2 separate regions of the Homo sapiens genome follow, and region 2 is linked to region 1. A link is an interaction called in ENCODE POLR2A ChIA-PET data of the cell type or tissue named here. Cell type or tissue: Caco-2. All regions are shown on one strand. Links, peaks and the distances in the headings refer to the core of each region. The heading gives the core; the rest is flanking DNA.

Region 1 (4,390 bases), core at 138-4,137:
GTAGCTGGGATTACAGACATGTGCCATCACGCCCGGCTAATTTTTATATTTTTAGTAGAGACGGGGTTTCTCCATGTTGGTCAGGCTGGTCTCCAACTCCCGACCTCAGGTGATCCGCCCACCTCGGCCTCCCAAAGTGCTGGGATTACAGGCATGAGCCACCGCACCCGGCCTTCCTGGCACTTTCATCAGTGAGAGCCTTCTGTGCTGCGTCTTGAAGGCGAGCAATGAAATCAGGATATGGTTCCTTTGAGCCTTGTCTAATAGAATTAAAAGACTGATAAGTAGTTCCCAGATCCTGAATTTTCTCCCATGCCCTCAAACAGCAATTGCGAATTTGTTCAATGGCATCATCTCGAAGTCCTGATGGTTGTTTACAGTTCCCCATTGACCCCCTATTCCTAGAAGTTGTTCAAATGTAATGGCAATAGCAGGATTAGCAGCACGGTTTTTTCGATCTTGATTTTGAGCCTCGTCGGTCCACCAAGTCTTAAACTGAAGAAATTGGGAGGGCGAAAGTGTAACTTTCGTTAAAATCTCCCAATCACACGGAGTCAATAGCTTATTCTGAGCCACAGATTGCAATAGCGATCGGATGAAAGGCGAATTGGGACCATACTGACCAACAGCTGCTTTAAGATCTTTGAGCAGCTTAAAAGAAAATGGTTCCCATACCGCTTGATGGGCTCCACCTTGCTGTCGTGGGGGTTGCAAAACTACTGCAAACTGCCAGGCATCAAGATCTCCGGCTAATCTAGCCTGCCGAATAGTAAACTGTAATGGCGATTCATTAACATTAGATGGCAGTGCAGCCTTATGTTGTACTGGTGCTACACCATGCGCTCGTGGTTCCTGAGGCCACAATTCATTCATTCGTGAAACAGGGCAAATTTGAGATTCAGACCTCCAAGGCTCCAAGCTACATTGCTTTATTGGAGGCGGCCACTCCGGATGATCCCAATGAGGAGCCGACTGCTCCTCAAGGCCCTTCTTTGTTTTAAACATCTTGGCATATATGGCTTCTCTATTTTAGGAGCAGCTGAAGGTCCCACGTGCTCCTCAAAAGAAATTAACTCATCTCCAGGTTTGTCTGTATTTTCCTCAAAATCTTCTTCACTATCCTCTCCTCCTTCAGCAGCATCACCACCTTCCTCTGCAGAAATTCTTTCTGCTGGAGGATAAGCCTCATTTTCCGATTGAAACGGTTCCGAGGCTGCTTTAACTATAGCCCAGTTTGACCAGGCTGTTAGGGGGATAAATTTTCCTTCCTTACAAACTTGTTTTAAGGCAATTCCCACCTGTTCCCAATCTTTGAAGTCCATGGTACCATGTTCAGGAAACCAAGGACGATATTGCTCTACTGTTGGAAACAGAGTAATCAAATTTTCTGTGCTAGCCTTAATTCCTGCCCTCTTTAAGAGGAGCTTAATAAAATGTAAATATGCAGAATGTTTACTTTTGGATTGTCCCATGGTGTCCCTGGAATGCTCCGAGTGCACAAGCTTACCGCAAGGCCGACCACACGTTCTCGGGAGTTCCTGGACAGACCGTTCTTCACAACGACCACGCTCAGGTGTAACTTCACCTGGGTTCAAGGAGACCGTGTTGGGTGCCAAAGATGTAGGGGAACCTGCCTGATACACCACCCGCAGGCTCTCCCCTTCCCGGTGGAGACGAGGGAATGAGAAAAGAAATAAAGACAAAGACACAAAGTTTAAGAGTTAACAAAAGTGGGTCCAAGGATCCATCGCAACGTGGAGATTGCAAAGGCCAGGAGCTCTGGGTTCCACTGATATTTATTGAGTACAGTTCCTTTGATCCTATAGGCTGAGGGTGGGCTGATGGTGAGGTGATCATTGGGTGAGCATAGGGAGAGGTGGCGGAGCCTGCTGTGTCGGTCATTAGCCAGTTAATACTATTTACTGTTCCACTACGTAAGCTAATACTCTATGTTTAACTTACAGATAATCATCAGAGTCCAACTAAGCGGCTAATAGAACAGAACAGGACGTGAAAGCAAACAGCCCTTCAAACCCACAGGCCTGTACATCAAAGGAGTGGTCAACGCCTGAGCACCGTCAGCAGAGCAGCTGCTTTGCCTCTGGGAACATGCGGGAGATAGGAGGCTTCCTCCTTAACCCTACTGCAGAGGACTTCTCCTCTTTTACCAGCAGCCTCCTGCAGTACCCTCCCGGGTAATGGAGCAGGGGTCGCTTCCCTTCCCATGAGACCTTTGTTCAGGCACTCAAGTGGAAGGTTGAGCAATAAGCCAACTTTCTTGCTCAGAGGCTCCGCAGACTTCCTGTGGTTGTTTGTTCCACTCTGTGGTCAGTCAAGCAAGCTCACCGCCTGATTCTCTTATTGTTGTACTAAGCACAAGCTATTATACTTATGATTCATAATCATATTAGTAAAGCACTATTCTAAAGCATATACTATTAATCTTTAAATGGGCACAGTGTAGGCTGGTCCTCAACCACCTGGGCCCACATCCAAGCCCCCTATTTCAACCCACACATCCCTCTCCATTTCTGCCACTTTTGTCTCTGTCCCAGGCTTCAGCACCTTCTTAGGTCAGTGGGGGATGCGGGTGGGGACAGAAGAGTCTGTTTCTCATTCCCTGGGGTAGTGAGCAAAGGCACCCCTGGGATGTCCAACATGGATGGGGGTGCGGTGAGGGGAAGGCGGGCACAAAGATAAAGAGGAGGCTGGAAGAGGACCTGGCAGAGAGAAGAAGGGATTGGGGTTCTAGGCACTGTTCTGGGGTGGCACAAGCAGCTCTCCCTCCACCCTGGGAGGGATTTCAAACAAATTAAAAACATGGTTCATACAAATTAGAATGTTCACAAGTCAAATATTTTATTCGACTCAGCCAGATGGTCATGCTGGTTTCAAGAACAATTGAGGAGCCGGGCACTTACAGGCAATTTAATAAAGGAATGTTAGGACACGATTGTTGGGTTAGATATGAAACTAGTCAACATTCTACAGAGCAATGAACTATAATCTCCAGTTTATTTGCTTTTAAAAAAAGGAACAAATCATTTACATGAACTTCACATAAATCGAGGCCTTTATTAATAACACACAGAAAAGTCAAACAGTGGTATGCCGTGCTAGAAAATAAAGCATCCCTCCCAGCACTTTGGGAGGCCGAGGTGGGAGGATCACTTGAGGTCAGGAGTTCGAGATCAGCCTGGTCAATATGGCGAAACCCCGTCTCCACTAAAAATACAAAAATTAGCCGGGTGTGGTGGTGGGTGCCTGTAATCCCAGCTATTTGGAAGGCTGAGGCAGGAGAATCTCTTGAACCCGGGACGCGGAGGTTGCAGTGAGCTGAGATGGCACCATTGCACTCCAGTCTGGGTGACACAGTGAGACTCTGTCTCAAAAACCAGAAACCACCCCCCCAAAAAAAAGAAAGAAGGAAAACCAAAAATTAAAGAAAAGAAAACATCTTTAAAAGGACAGGCAGTTGTCCTCTTGATTCTATTCATCAGTTTTGGATAATTTTTCTTAACAAGGCTGTTCCCTGTGAGTACCTCAAGCAATCAAATAGATCTCCTTTTCAGGGTTTCACCTCTCTCTCTTTCTCTCTCTCTCTCTCTCTTAGTTTAAGGCTCCCACTTCTTTACTCCTCAATGTGGCCCTGCTGTACAATCCCACTCTCCTTCTCAAGCAACAGCTAGGTGTGCATCCTTCTTTCCAGATCTTTCCTTGCCATTTCTATTGATTTACATACTTCACTTAAAAAAAAAACACACAAGGGGGCCCAGCGCGGTGGCTCACGCCTGTAGTCCCAGCACTTTGGGAGGCCGAGGCGGGCGGATCATGAGGTCAGGAGATCGAGACCATCCTGGCTAACACGGTGAAACCCTGTCTCTACTCAAAATAAAAAAGATTAGCCAGGCATGGTGGCGGGCGCCTGTAGTCCAAGCTACTAGGGAGGCTGAGGCAGGAGAATGGCATGAACCCGGGAGGCGGAGGTTGCAGTGAGTTGAGATCATGCCACATGGTGGCATGTCTCGCTGGGTGACAGAGCAAGACTCCGTCTCAAAAAACAAAAAACAAAAGGGATCATGTGCTTCTCATGGTGTGACTTGTTTTCTACCTATATTATATAACACTTCATCATTAATGCATTCAAGTGCCAACTTGACTGCATTGAGGAATACCGAGAGAACTGGTAAAGCATTATTTCTGGTTGTGTCTGTGAGGGTGTTTCCAGGGGAGATTGCTGTGAGTCAGTGGGCTGAGTGGGAAACATCCACCCTCAATGTGGCAGGCATCATCCAATCATTGTGGGTCCTGGTGGAACGAAAAAAGGGAGAAAAGGATTTCCTCCCTTTCTCTCTGTCCTGGAGCTGGGACACTCTCCTCCTCCTGCTCT
Region 2 (4,390 bases), core at 255-4,254, 120 kb before region 1:
TTCAGCCACCTGACACAATAGTGTCTGCTGTAGCCAATCCTTCCAGTTCAAAGATCTTCAACGATGTGCTAAATCCTGCTGTTTACTAGGCACTTAAAATCCCAAAATGAGAGTAAAATACAGTTTTTGGCCAGGCATGTTGGCTCACGTCTGTAATCCCAGCACTGTGGGAGGCGCAGGCAGGAGGCAACATAGTGAGAACCCAAGTCTACAAAAATAATAGGAATAATAAAAACCCCACCGTTTCTTTTTACAATGAGGAGGAGGTAGATACAAATCTGTAATTCAGTGTGATAAGCACTGTGCTATAGAAGTGTGTGAAGATAGAAAGCACAGGCAGGGCGCGATGGCTCACGCATGTAATCCCAGCACTTTGGGAGGCCGAGGCAGGTGGACCACCTGAGGTCAGGAGTTCGAGACCGGCCTGACCAACATGGTGAAACCCCCGTCTCTACTAAAAATACAAAAATTAGTCGGGCGTGGCGGCGCACTCCTGTAATCCCAGCTACTCAGGAGACTGAGGAAGGAGAATTGCTTGAACCCGGGAGGCAGAGGTTGCAGTGAGCTGAGATCGTGCCACTGCACTCCAGCCAGGGCAACAGAGCAAGACTCTGTCAAAAAACAAACAAAAGATATAAAGCACAATGGGAACTCAGAAGAGGCAACGGAAGCGAGCACTGGGAACTCAGAAGAGGCAAAGGAGATGAGGCACATGGGTCAGAGAATTGTGGACCAGGAGGACCAGGACACTGGAGGCTGATTCCAGCGCATATTAAGTCGCTGTCAGCACTCCTTTGTGGCATAGCAGAAGGAGAGCCTACTCTTACCTCTCATCTGAAGGATCCAGGCTGGCCCACAGATAAGGGGTAGGGTAGCCTGAGGTCCGATCTGTGCAGTCACTTCTGGTCTCTCCTCACATGACTGTCCTAAAATTCAGAAGTCAGAGCTGCTGACTCTAGCCCTTGAAACATGGTGAGGGAGCAAGGGATGAACCTGAATGCAGATGCCAGCCCCACCACTGGCCTTTTCTGACCCATCACTGTCTGTCGATCCAAAGACTTTCCTTAATCTCGTGCCTTCCCAAGCCATTGGGGCTCACTGTAGTGCATCCGTGGCCCTGTCCTTCTTCATATTCGAGCGTTGGGAGTGCACTACGTATTGGTACATTTTTGTCTTCTGCAGGTGTGGTAGCATCCAATATTTGGGGATGAGGGAGGAAGGTTGGCCCTAAACCTGAAGGTTTTTCCCCTACCCAGCCCTTTCCTCCATGTGTGAGATACCAGATCCACTCAACATCCTGTAGGCTTTTAAAGTTTCATCCCCTACCCCCCATGCCACCTGCCCTACACTTTCAGAGGTGGGGTCTCTGGTTTGGAGATTTGGGTATTTATACTGAAAGGGTTTCTGAATCTACCACTTGCCTTGGTAGTGCCCTTCCAGCTGTCACTGAAATGGCTTTATTCGTCACCGTCTTTGGGCTGAAAAAGAAACCCTTCTGATTACCTTCATGACGGGAACCTAAGGACGAAGCCTACAGGGGCAAGGGCCGCTTCGTATTCCTGGAAGAAGGAAGGCATAGGCTTCGGTTTTCCCCTCGGAAACTGCTTCTGCTGGAGGATATGTGTTGGAATAATTACGTCTTGAGTCTGGGATTATCCGCATTGTATTTAGTGCTTTGTAATAAAATATGTTTTGTAGTAACATTAAGACTTATATACAGTTTTAGGGGACAATTGAGATGGCTGAACTACTGAATAAAAAAAAAACAACGCTGTTTTCTAGTCCTGCAGACCGTAAGATACTTGGTATCGCTTCTATTTTGGTTACTACGGTAGGTGCCTGGCGGAAGGGAGTGGGCGGAGATATGTAAATAGAAAGTGCGTACAGTTAGAACGTCCGGCACGTAACTGATCGGAGCATTCTGGGAAGAAGTAATTTATTCCTTTTCGGCAGCCGAATGAAAAAAAAATTTAAAAAAATGTGCGAGCTAATATGGCAAAACAACTGGAAGGACGCTAAATAATAGGATTGCTCATACCAGCGCGTTATGAACTCACCCTAGCTTGTAACGGAATCTTTTTCACTGAGTGCAGAATGTCGGCTGTTTGTCTGTATCGTCAGGTGGGATAATCCTTACCTGTTCCTCCTCCGGAGGGCAGATTAGAACATGATGATTGGAGATGCATGAAACGTGATTAACGTCTCTGCGTAATCAGGACTTGCAACACCCTGATTGCTCCTGTCTGATTCTTTCTGACGATCACTTACATTTGTGTTATGCTGATTAGCAGATATCCACAAACATAGCTATGAAGTTCTGACTGGGATAACCTTGCTGTTTGTCTATTTTGCAGTCTTGCTATTGCTGTTTGTCTATTTTGCAGTCTTGCTAAATTTGTTTGTTCTTGAAAATTGTGATTTGGTTTTTGTTGCTTTCTGGAATTTAGGCAGTGAAATAATACAAATGGGCTCTTTGTTTTTTGTCGTTTGATAACTTTAATCCTCACTTCTCAGGAAACATTGCACATCAGTAAATATCTGCAGTCTTGTGCACATGGTGGTTGCCCTCAGGATGGTATTCAATAGGAACTGTATTTCTTTTTCCTTGAGGTAGGGTCTTGGTCTGTCGCCAAGGCAGGAGTGCACGGCGCAGATGTATATACATGGATACATTTGTTTTTGGAGAGTTGGTTGTTAAAAATCTACCAGTACACCCCCAAGAAACTCATCATCACCAATGACTTCTTCCCAAATCCAGAGTCACTTTTCAGACTTGAGATTGACCTCTCTTCAGCATATGGTATGTTGACCACCCCCCTCTTTTGGTTTTTTTTTTTTTTTTTTTTGAGACAGTCTCACTCTGTTGCCCAGGCTAGAGTGCAGTGTGCAGTGGTGGGATCATGGCTCACTGCAGCCTCAAACTCCCAGGCTCAGATGATCCTCCTGCATCAGCCTCCCAAGTAGCTGGGACTACAGGTGAGCACCACCACACCTGGTTGTTTTAAAATTTTTCTATAGAGACAGGGTCTCACTGTGTTGCCCAAGCTGGTCCCAAACTCCTGGGCTCAAGCCGTCCTCCCCACTAGGCCTCTAGGCCTCCTAAAGTGCTAGGATACAGGCATGAGCCACCGCGTTTCTCCCACTCCCCTCTTTTGCACTTTTTTCTCCCTTAGTTTTGAAACAGTGGTTCACCTGGTTTGCCTACTATTATACTGTTCTGGTTGTTCCTTCTTACATTAATTCAATAAATACTTATTGAGTACCTGCAGTGTGTCAGTTACTGGGGACATAATACTGGGTTGTCTCTTCTGCTTGCCCCGTAAGTGCTGGTGATCACTGCTCTTCGGGTGACTTCATCCATCTCTTGTTTTCTTTTCTTTTCTTTTTTTTTTTTTTTTTTGAGACGGAGTCTCGCTCTGTTGCCCAGGCTGGAGTGCAGTGGCGCGATCTCGGCTCACTGCAAGCTCCGCCTCCCGGGTTCACGGCATTCTCCTGCCTCAGCCTCCCGAGTAGCTGGGACTACAGGCGCCTGCTACCACGCCCGGCTAATTTTTTGTATTTTTAGTAGAGACGGGGTTTCACCGTGTTAGCCAGGATGGTCTCGATCTCCTGACCTCGTGATCCACCCGCCTCGGCCTCCCAAAGTGCTGGGATTACAGGCGTGAGCCACCGCGCCCGGCCCATCTCTTGTTTTCAAACATCAACTAGATGCTGCTGGTTTCCAGATCTCAGCTCACGTATGTGAGCCCTAGCCCAGGGCCAGGACTACAGGAACAAGCTCTGTAGCCAGACTGCCTGCCGGGGTCCCAGTGTGGTTTTTTCTCTTTTTGGCCGTGTGATGGGCAGGAGGTCACTTTCCCTCTTTCTGCCTCAGTTCCCTCATCCACACTCACACTTTTTTTTTTTTTTTTTGAGATGGAGTCTTGCTCTGTCGCCCAGGCTAGGGTGCAGTGGCGCGATCTGCAACCTCCGCCTCCCTGGTTCAAGCGATTCTCCTGCCTCAGCCTCCCGAGTAGCTGGGATTACAGGCGCCGGCCACTGCTGTCTGTCAGGGGAGAAGGGTAGCAGAGTGTCAGGCCTGTGGTAACTGCTCAGTGTCTTTTCCCTGAGTTGACTGGGTCTTGGGATTCTCCCATCATAGTAGACATCTGTTTTTGCCAGTTCAGTATCCATCCTTTCTTTCTGGTAATAGCACCACCATTTTCTCTTCTTTTTCTTTCTTTCTTTCTTTCTTTTTTTTTTTTTTTGAGAGGGAGTCTCGCTCTGTCGCCCAGGCTGGAGTGCGATGGCGCAATCTCGGCTCACTGCAACCTCGGCCTCTCGGGTTCAAGCGATTCTCCTGCCTCAGCCTCTTGAGTAGCTGGGATCACAGGCGCGCGCCACCACGCCC

The links. Peaks named below come from ENCODE experiments on the same cell type or tissue, not always from the same donor. Only the 100,000 strongest peaks of a DNase experiment are listed, where the experiment ranks them.
Region 2: POLR2A ChIA-PET joins it to region 1 with 7 read pairs; 13 of 35 experiments call an interaction of 5 or more read pairs at or near these places.

What each region holds. Positions count from the first base shown.
Region 1 is chr17:8,054,266-8,058,655 of GRCh38, reverse strand. No RefSeq gene overlaps it. Among named protein-coding and RNA genes, the nearest start is that of ALOX15B, 17 kb to the right of the region's middle. RefSeq lists enhancers at 909-978, 462-979. In Caco-2, for the core only: a CTCF peak has its summit at 814 (motif pointing right); DNase peaks (open chromatin) are centred at 795 and 2,095; H3K4me3 peaks cover 1,639 bases.
Region 2 is chr17:8,171,312-8,175,701 of GRCh38, reverse strand. TMEM107 (transmembrane protein 107) reads left to right here. Exons shown (of 5, transcript NM_183065.4): 4 at 1,086-1,182; 5 at 1,430-3,245. The coding sequence ends at 1,499. SNORD118 (small nucleolar RNA, C/D box 118) reads left to right here and starts at 2,114; the gene lies at 2,114-2,250. It overlaps LOC105371520 (a long non-coding RNA gene), which reads right to left and starts at 1,592. Exons shown (of 4, transcript NR_188261.1): 1 at 1,504-1,592; 2 at 828-926. RefSeq lists enhancers at 1,918-2,097, 2,578-2,667. In Caco-2, for the core only: no CTCF peak of the experiment used is centred there; DNase peaks (open chromatin) are centred at 1,861 and 2,181; H3K4me3 peaks cover 1,091 bases.